Regions from separate parts of the Homo sapiens genome. Here region 2 is linked to region 1. The links are chromatin contacts, found by Hi-C or POLR2A ChIA-PET in ENCODE. All regions are on one chromosome and are shown on one strand. Each heading gives the region's core, a stretch centred on a gene start or an enhancer-like site at or near the end of the contact. The rest is flanking DNA. Distances are from core to core; before and after follow the strand shown.

The links. A loop is a pair of places that touch in the nucleus more often than their neighbours do. ChIA-PET counts read pairs that join two places held with the same protein, here RNA polymerase II (POLR2A). Pooled maps may share reads with other maps.
Region 2: a pooled map shows a loop between it and region 1 (4-fold over the local background). The contact joins the promoter of PTPRB-AS1 here to the enhancer-like site in region 1. A Hi-C loop is called at or near these places in 3 of 50 pooled maps. POLR2A ChIA-PET finds 5 or more read pairs at or near these places in 2 of 52 experiments (A673 and WTC11).

What each region holds. Positions count from the first base shown.
Region 1 is chr12:69,904,131-69,908,231 of GRCh38, forward strand. All of the region lies in intron 11 of MYRFL (myelin regulatory factor like), which reads left to right. Among named protein-coding and RNA genes, the nearest start is that of MYRFL, 81 kb to the left of the region's middle. RefSeq lists an enhancer at 2,192-2,261. Within about 2 kb of position 2,386, at least 2 of the 41 ENCODE cell types and tissues checked have a DNase peak (open chromatin) inside an H3K27ac peak, as active enhancers do.
Region 2 is chr12:70,466,191-70,470,291 of GRCh38, forward strand. It overlaps PTPRB-AS1 (PTPRB antisense RNA 1), which reads left to right and starts at 1,889. Exons shown (of 9, transcript XR_001749196.2): 1 at 1,889-2,137. RefSeq lists an enhancer at 1,618-2,590.

The sequences.
Region 1 (4,101 bases), core at 1,136-3,635:
GCCCTTCCTTCCATACTTTGTCAGCTTCCAGAGCTTGCCTTTTCCTTTCTGTCTCCCCACTCATCTTCCAAGCACTGTCTCAGTCCAGTTCCTGATCATATTTCTCTTGGATGTCTCCAGCCTCTTCCTTCTAGAGTCCCTGGCACCAACTCTACTGGCCATTATCTTCCCCAGGCATCGTCTTTCTCTAGGAACTCTTGAGAAGCTCCTCCTCCTCATCCCTTACTTGGTCAGTTCATCGCCAAGAGTTCCGGGTGAAGACCTTTTTCCTCCGTGGAGAGGCAGTTACCTAGAGGAAACCAGAAGTCAGGCCTAGATGTCAGGAGATGGCTTCTCCGCTTTGGGCTCTCCCCAGTTACGTGACCCTGGATAAAAAGCTTAATCTCCTTGAACTCAGTGTCTTCAGCTATAAGATGAAAATGGTGCCTGCCTGCCTGCCTGACACCCTTGGCTCTTTTTTATTTTTTAACCAGTTGAACTGAATCATCTTGGAAAGCTACAACTGCTATGTAGACCATAAGGATGAGGATTAAGCTTCCAATCCATCAGCCAGCTACTAACACCTCATTCCAACTTTTCTGCCATTTAATTATTTCCCATGCATTGCTTCTACCACTTCCCCATCATCTCACTCATACTACTTCTCTTGACAGCATTTGTGAAGCTGTGTTTTAAAAGTTCCTTTTCTCTCCTTTCCTTATCCCTTTTTAGCTAATAGAAGTCCTAATCTGTTCACTATTAGCCCCTCTTCCAGACTGCATTCCTTTCTCAGTGCAAATCTGCACTGGTTTTCCTAAACCAGCCAAGGAATGTCCTCCTTTGCTTAGAGGATTCCAAAGAATGGTTGTAATTGTAGACTTTTATACTGATTGTGAAGCTGCGGTTCATATTAGAAGAGCTGTGACCTACTAGCCAGATGGGAATGCAGAGCTAGAGAGTTCTTACATACATTTCCAGATGTCAGTCCTAGATATTGTGACTTTGAACTTTAGAGAGAGATCATCTGTCTGCATTTCAGGTCACACCAACTCAAATTTATCCTTGCAATTGGCTATACAATTCACTACCAAGTCTTACTAAAATGTAAATTGAATATAACAAGTGAGAAAAGTCCTGTACAACCCTTCCTGCTACCACCAGGCATAACACAGAACTTCATTTACAAAAAGTCTTCAAATATTGCTTGTTGGTTTGAAGAAAATATATTGTCTTAAAATAACAAGCTTCTGGAGAACTTCTCACATCCCTTCTAAAAAGCCTTCTCCATCTAAATGAAATGTCACTTCAATCCAGGCTCTAAATGTGAAATTTCTGTATCCCCTTCCTGCTCATGGCAGCATGATAGAATAAAGAAAATCCTGGTCCGTGGTTAGAAGTCTAAGAGTTTAGTCCTGACTCTGGCAACCACCAGCCCAGGAACTTTGGCCGAGAGGCGATCTGTGACTCTGTTTTGTTGTCTGTGAACAGGAAATGCTCATATTCATTTTACCCAGGTTAAGAGATTTTTCTAAACTCATATATGTAAGGTATTTTTTAGCCAGACAAGTCTAAGCAAAGAGAAATTATTTTCTATTTATACAAAATAAAAATTACATGTAATTTATTTATTAAATGATTTCATATTAATAGATTTGTTTTGATAAATCTGTGCACATTTTTGAGATATATATTTGTAGAAATCTTGTCTGTCCCAGTCCACTGTTTATTACAGAGATGAGGGAGATGATGGTAATGTTGATGATGCTGATGACAGATGTGTGAATTTCATCTTCACCTCTTCCTGACTTAGTTTTTGCAACTTTTAAAAAGAGAGCCTTTCTTTCATATACTCTGGGGATCTGACCCTTGGTCAATTTGATGGCATGCATAGGACTGGAAGCAATTTCTTATTCTTTAAGAGTGCATTCTAACCACAGCTGGCTTCTGAATGGATGAGCTGCTACAAAATGTAGTGGTCAAATATGTTACCTAATACTACAATTGGGGAAAATGGATATGGGCTGCTGCTTTGCCCTATGTGTTTCCTCACGCAGGAAACACAGATTTCTTTGTGGATATTAAGAACATGATTATCTACAAAGTCCTGGTGGGGGAGATCTCTGATGCTCACAGGGACACAGATCCAAGACATGGAGAAGATGACGCAGATATGACCGAAACCTCTGCAACTGAGGTCCTGGGCAGAGGAGCAGCTTAACTTGCCCAGCCATTGGCATCGTGTCTACTGATGCGACTGCAGACTGTGGAAGGACATGCAGCTCTGACGGTGGAAACTGAGCAAAACTAGGGGGGAAGGACACGCTGAACACTAAAGGCACATGAAGAACCTCAATGTCAATGCCCAAAAACATGAGGAAGTTGAGAGTTGAATACATCAGTCAAATTCTGTGGTGAAGGCTGAAAAAAGGTAGCAAGATATTAAAAAATTCAAGCCAGAAAAGGGAATCGTTAAGATGAAATGCTCAAAGGCTGTTTTGATTTTCTCCTAACCACAATACCCGTGTGCTAGTGGAAGACAAAAGTAGACATGAAAAAAGCTCAAGAAAGTCAAACATGCAAAGTCTCCCTCTGGGCCAGGAGCCAAACGCAGAAGTTCCTTTGCTCAGGGTGAGCAGGTGTCATTTAAGCTGCTCCTAGTCCAGACTGTGGCTGGGCTGTGGGCCATCACCAGATGACAGATAGCCTTCCCTGAACAGACTGAGTCCCATGGACTGGAAGGTGTTGTCTGTGATGCAATTCTTGAGCTAATGATATATTATAGAAACCTTGGGTGTGAGGCAGCATGATGCTGATGGCTATTTGCATCCATGGTCAAAACTTTCCAAAACTTCTGTGGGCAAGGTCAAAGCAGACACCCAAATTCAGTTTTCAGTTTCTTACTCAACAGGCATTGAAGAGCAAGGCACAGCAGTAAGTGCTGGCCTGGGTAGGGTTCCTGGGAGGATTCAAAGAAGGCACACCCTTTGCCTCAAGTGTTTTCCCTAGGCCAAGTGTACACATAGGGATCATGCAATACAGGCTACTGTTTATATTTAGCTTTGGGAAGACTATAAGTCCAGAAATTAGAAAAGCATTTTGTTTGAGGAACATTGTCATATAAAATGTTTAGGTCTCCAAGTAACCCTCAAAATTTTTCTTGGCTGAAAATCTGTCTAGAGGATGATAGTAGTACCAGAGAACCTAATGCTATGTCTAGCAGTATGTCTTGGGGAATCAAGGATCCAGTTTAGAAACCAGGGACCATTTCCCTCTCTGTAGCCTGGACAGCCTACATGAGGGTACTTTCTCCTCTGCTTTTCATCTGCAACAAAGGAACCAACACTGCCTCTGCTTCCTTCTTTAGCTGGGGCCCTGCAGGTGGGGCAGGAACAAAGGGGAAAATAGGGATTGGGCATAGGACTCACAGGGGCCTATGGCTGAGGAACTGGGTAGGGCCTAGGCAGTGCAAGGCCAGTCCAGGCTGGCTCCTGATTGACCCTCTCTCTTCAATTCTCTTCATGTCAGGGATTGTCTTGCCATTTTAATACCTTCGTTCTTTTATTCCTTCTTTTTTCCATCAAAAATTTTAGGTGCCTATTACATGTCAGACACTTTGCTCGGTACTGTGCAGGTCCTGAGATAAATAAGACTCAAGAATGAAACTTTTACTAAAATTTAAGCTCCAAAAGAGAAACACTCATTGAATCTCCAGTGCTTAGGAGATCATCTGGCACATAGTAGCTACTCAATAGATATTTGTTGACTGAGTGAAGGCGCTCACAGTGATAGATATATGCACAGGGCTATATGAGATTGTGACTGTTCCTTCCAAGTATGACCTGCAAGGCCCTCCCTGCTCTGGCCTTAACCATTCTAGTCCAGTAATGCCAAATTCTGCCTTTGTTCTGCAGATGTCATTCAGGGCATTTGCTGTCTCGGGCCTTGGTTCATGGTGTTCTCTGTGGCTAGCATTCCTGTCTTAGTCTCATCCTTCCCCCTCCCTTCCTATCTTACATCTTTCCCTAACGCTTTAAGTTATCAATGTATTTAACAATTATTAGCTGAGCACCTACAACATGCAAGGAATTGTATTTGAAACTGGTGATATGTTGATGAACCATG
Region 2 (4,101 bases), core at 639-3,138, 560 kb after region 1:
ACCATAAACCACAAATAACATCTCCAACCAGAAACATTCCAAACTCCTCCCTGACCAGAGACATGCCAGACCAGAGATAAACCCTGCTCTGGCCTGGAAGATGCTAGCCCTGAGATAACCCCGTTCCAGGCTGGAAAGATGTCTGTCCTAAGATAACCTCCCCTCCTCCCAGAAAGATTCTGCCATAAACTTTTCCACACACATAAACATTCATAAGCCCCCTCACCCTAAAACCAATATATACTCCTAGTCTGCAAGAGAAAGGGCTTCTGACCAAAATGGGCCGGGGATACCTCTCAGGTTTGATCTAAAGTAAACCTGTCTTCAACTGCAAGCTGTGTTTTGTGTTCCTTTCCTCTTTCTTTAACTCTTACATACTATAGTTTTCTTTTGACTTTTTTTTTTTTTTTTTTTTTTTTTTTTTTTTTTTGTCAGAGACAGGGTCTTATTCTATTGCCCAGGCTGGAGTGCAATGGTGTGATCATGGCTCACTGTAGTCTTGACCTCCTGGGCACAAATGATTCTGCCACCTCTGCCTCCTGAGTAGCTGGAGACAACGGGCACATGCCAGGACACCTGGCTAGTACTTTTTTTTATTTTTGTAAAGACGGTGGTCTCACTATGTTGCTTAGGCTGGGTCTTGAACTTCTGGCCTCAAGTGATCCTCCCACCTTGACCTCCCAAAATGCTGGGATTACAGGTGTCAGCCACTACACCCAGCTATAGTTTTCTTTTCGAAACATAGTTTTTCTCTCCAGTTCCTCATTTCTACCAAAGGCAAATCACAGTAGGACAAATCTAAGTTTTAGTCTTTTTATGCTTGGCCTGTGCTCCTTTGGGACACACACAGATAATTCAGGATAATCTCTCTATCTCAGGGCCAGCTGAGTACCAGCCTTAATTTTATCTGCAGTATTGGTTCTCCTTTGCAATGTAATCTAAATAGTCACAGGTTCCAAGGGTTAGGATGAGAACATCTTTGGCGGCCCATTATTCTGCCTGCCACATGAGGATACTAAAATATAATGAGGATAAAAATAGTACCTACTCACAGCATTGTACTGAGGAAAAGTACATTCTAGAGTTCTTACTTATCTTTGAGTAAGAATTTAAATATGAGCATTTATTATTATTAATAACAATCTATATTAGTTTGCTAGGGCTGCCTTAACAAACTACTGCAAAGTGAGTGGCTTAAAACAACAGGAGTATATTGTCTGTCAGTCCTGGAGGCCAGAAGCCTGAGATCAAGGTGTCATCAGCGTGGTTCCTTCTGAGGGCTTTGAGGGAAGAATCTATTCCATGCCTCTACCCTAGCTTCTGGCAGTTTATTGGCAATCTTTATGTTCCTTGGCTTGTAGATGCATCACTTGATCTCTGCCTTCATGTTCACATGGTGTTTTCCCTGTGTGCATGTCTGTGTCCAATTTTCCCCTTTTTATAAGGACACCAGACACATTGGATTGAGCTCATTCTACTTCAGGGTGACGTCATCTTAATTAGTTACATCTACAATAATCCTCTTCTCAAATAAGGTCACATTCTGAGGCGCTGGGGGCCAGGACTTTAACATATGAACTTTTGGGATATTTGGCTTAACCCATAACACAATCCAAAGGATAGGACTAGGACCATAGGATGGAAGGCATAGGAAGAGCATCATCATTTTCAGCTAATTTTTAAATTTTTTTTTAGAGATGTCTCTCTCTCTCTCTCCTGCCACCATGTGAAAAAGGTGCTTGCTTCCCAACTTTGCCTTCCACCTTGATTGTGAGGCAGCCAGGTGGGTGAGCGTCCCTGCAGAAACTCCAACCTGCCGGCCCACTGAGGTGGAGCCCCGGGAGGTTCACACCCTTTGCAGCAGGGAGGAGCCTGGCCCCTCCTCTTCCTGTTTGGAACCTGGGATTCAAATGGCCTGGCAGGAAGTGCTCTAGCAGAGGGACTCTGGCCTTGCAAGAGTCCCTATTTCCCCCTTTTTTTTTGCTTTTCACACAGTAAAACCCTGCTTTACTTCCCTTTGAGTCGTCTGTGAGCCTAAATTTTTGTGGCTGTGGGAAGGACAAGAACCCCATCTTTAGCTGAAATAAGGAAAAGTTCCGCAACATTTTTGGCACACACCCTGGGGGCTCCGGAAGTGGTGAGTGAAATGGTAACTCAAAACCTCTCACTGTTGCTTCTGAGCCTTTTCATCCTCAAACTTCTGAAGGTGGGGGAAACCATGTCCCCACCCCACCCCTCTTCACTCCTGGGCCTTTTCATGTCCTCCTTCCTTTTTTGGGACCGACTGGGGAACAGAAGCTCCCTTCTCCCTTATCTCCTTACCTCTCCCTTACCTCCAGGGGCTGAGACGCATGGACCAAGGGTCCGGCATAGCTGGTTGGCAGTCCCCACCCCACAGAACTGCTGGAGCGTTCTCCTTTCCCAGTCAAGGGGTTTTACTCCATCTGACAGTAATTGAGCTTTTCTCCTGGTGGAGGAACCACTTGCCTAAGAATAAGAGATTCTTCCCCAGGCACTTTAAAACTGTTCCTTTTCTTTCCCCTTCTCCACCCTGTCAACAGTTAACCTTTACAGTTTTTTCCCCCCATTTACTAGGCCAGGCCCCCAAACTATCACTGTTTAAATTTTCTGTAAACCTTTAATTATGAAAAAGGATTTGTGGGGCTAGTCTTAGGCTGTGGCCAATCTGGTGTGTTTTGCATGTCTATATGGTTTGTGCTACAAGCCTCCACCTTGCTTTAAATCCTGGGGGCATGGCCAGTAACAGCTTGGCAAGGCTTTGTTTAGCAACCCTGCCTTAGGGGATGAGCCCTCTCTGGTTCCTTATCTGCATGTTTTTTTTTTTCTTTCTTTCTTTTTTTTTTTTTTCTTTGTTGCCCAGGCTGGAGTGCAATGGCGTGTTCTTGGCTCACCACAACCTCCGCCTCCTGGGTTCAAGCGATTCTCCTGCCTCAGCCTCCCGAGTAGCTGGGATTACAGGCATGCACCACCAGGCCTGGCTAATTTTGTATTTTTGTAGAGACGGGGTTTCTCCATGTTGGTTAGGCTGGTTGCGAAGTCCCAACCTCAGCTGATCCGCCTGCCCCGGCCTCCCAAAGTGCTGGGATTACAGGCGGGAGCCACCGCGCCCAGCCAATCTGCATGTTTTCTTAACCCTGTCTCTTAAAGAACCCTACCTAGCGACTGGGCTTTCTCCTGTGTGTGTGTGTGTTGCGTGTAATGTCTAAAAAGAGCTCTGATTAATTTGGCCCAAAGACAAGCGCTTCCCTTTTTAAAGGGAAGTTAAAAGCTGTGGAGCCTTTCAGTTCATGTAACTTTAATTTTTGAGAAATAAAAACAGCCCTAAAGACTATTGGTAAAATGCAGGTCACATGCAAGGTTTGCTAAGAGTTTTGAGGTTATGAACTGCTTTTTGGGTTTTGAGAACTATTTGACTTGACGGTTTCACAATTGGTAAGGCCTGGGGACGTAGGGACCTAACCATACCCTTAATAAAGAAGGCAAACCTTGGCTACACTTAGCACACAATTAATACAACTAACCAATTTTTACGTTAAAATTAAAAATTGCTAGAAGTTAATTGAAACTACTAGAAATAGATTTACATGCAAGCTGTGTAAGAAAAGTAAAATGCATTTATTTGTAAAATGTTTTATATAAGAAGGCATGGAAATGTAAACTCTTGCCTAGGGTTAAATGATTGCTTTGAGTTAAATTAGGAAAAAGCTGAAGGTTCAAATAAGTAGTGGAAGAATTGTGGAAATTAATCTTGCAGAAGAGGTTCTCTGTGTGAACATATAGACTAAATTCAAAAACCGGTATTATATGGTTTTTCTGTAAATTGAGCATTGAAATAAAAGCATAACATGGTTTTCCTAAGGTGCTAATCTGCTCTTTGGCAAAATTTGTAAAGGATTATAAAAGGTTTTTTTGCTTCCTTAAAACTTCTGTGTCATTTTGGCAAAATAAATAGTTTCTGGTAATCTGGAACTCTATTTAAGTGCTTTAAACATATTTAACAGGTTTCCCTAAATCGAACTTCAGTTTCAAAATCGTCTTCCCTGGCACCTGGCTTTTTGAATACTTCAGAGGGCCCCTGAA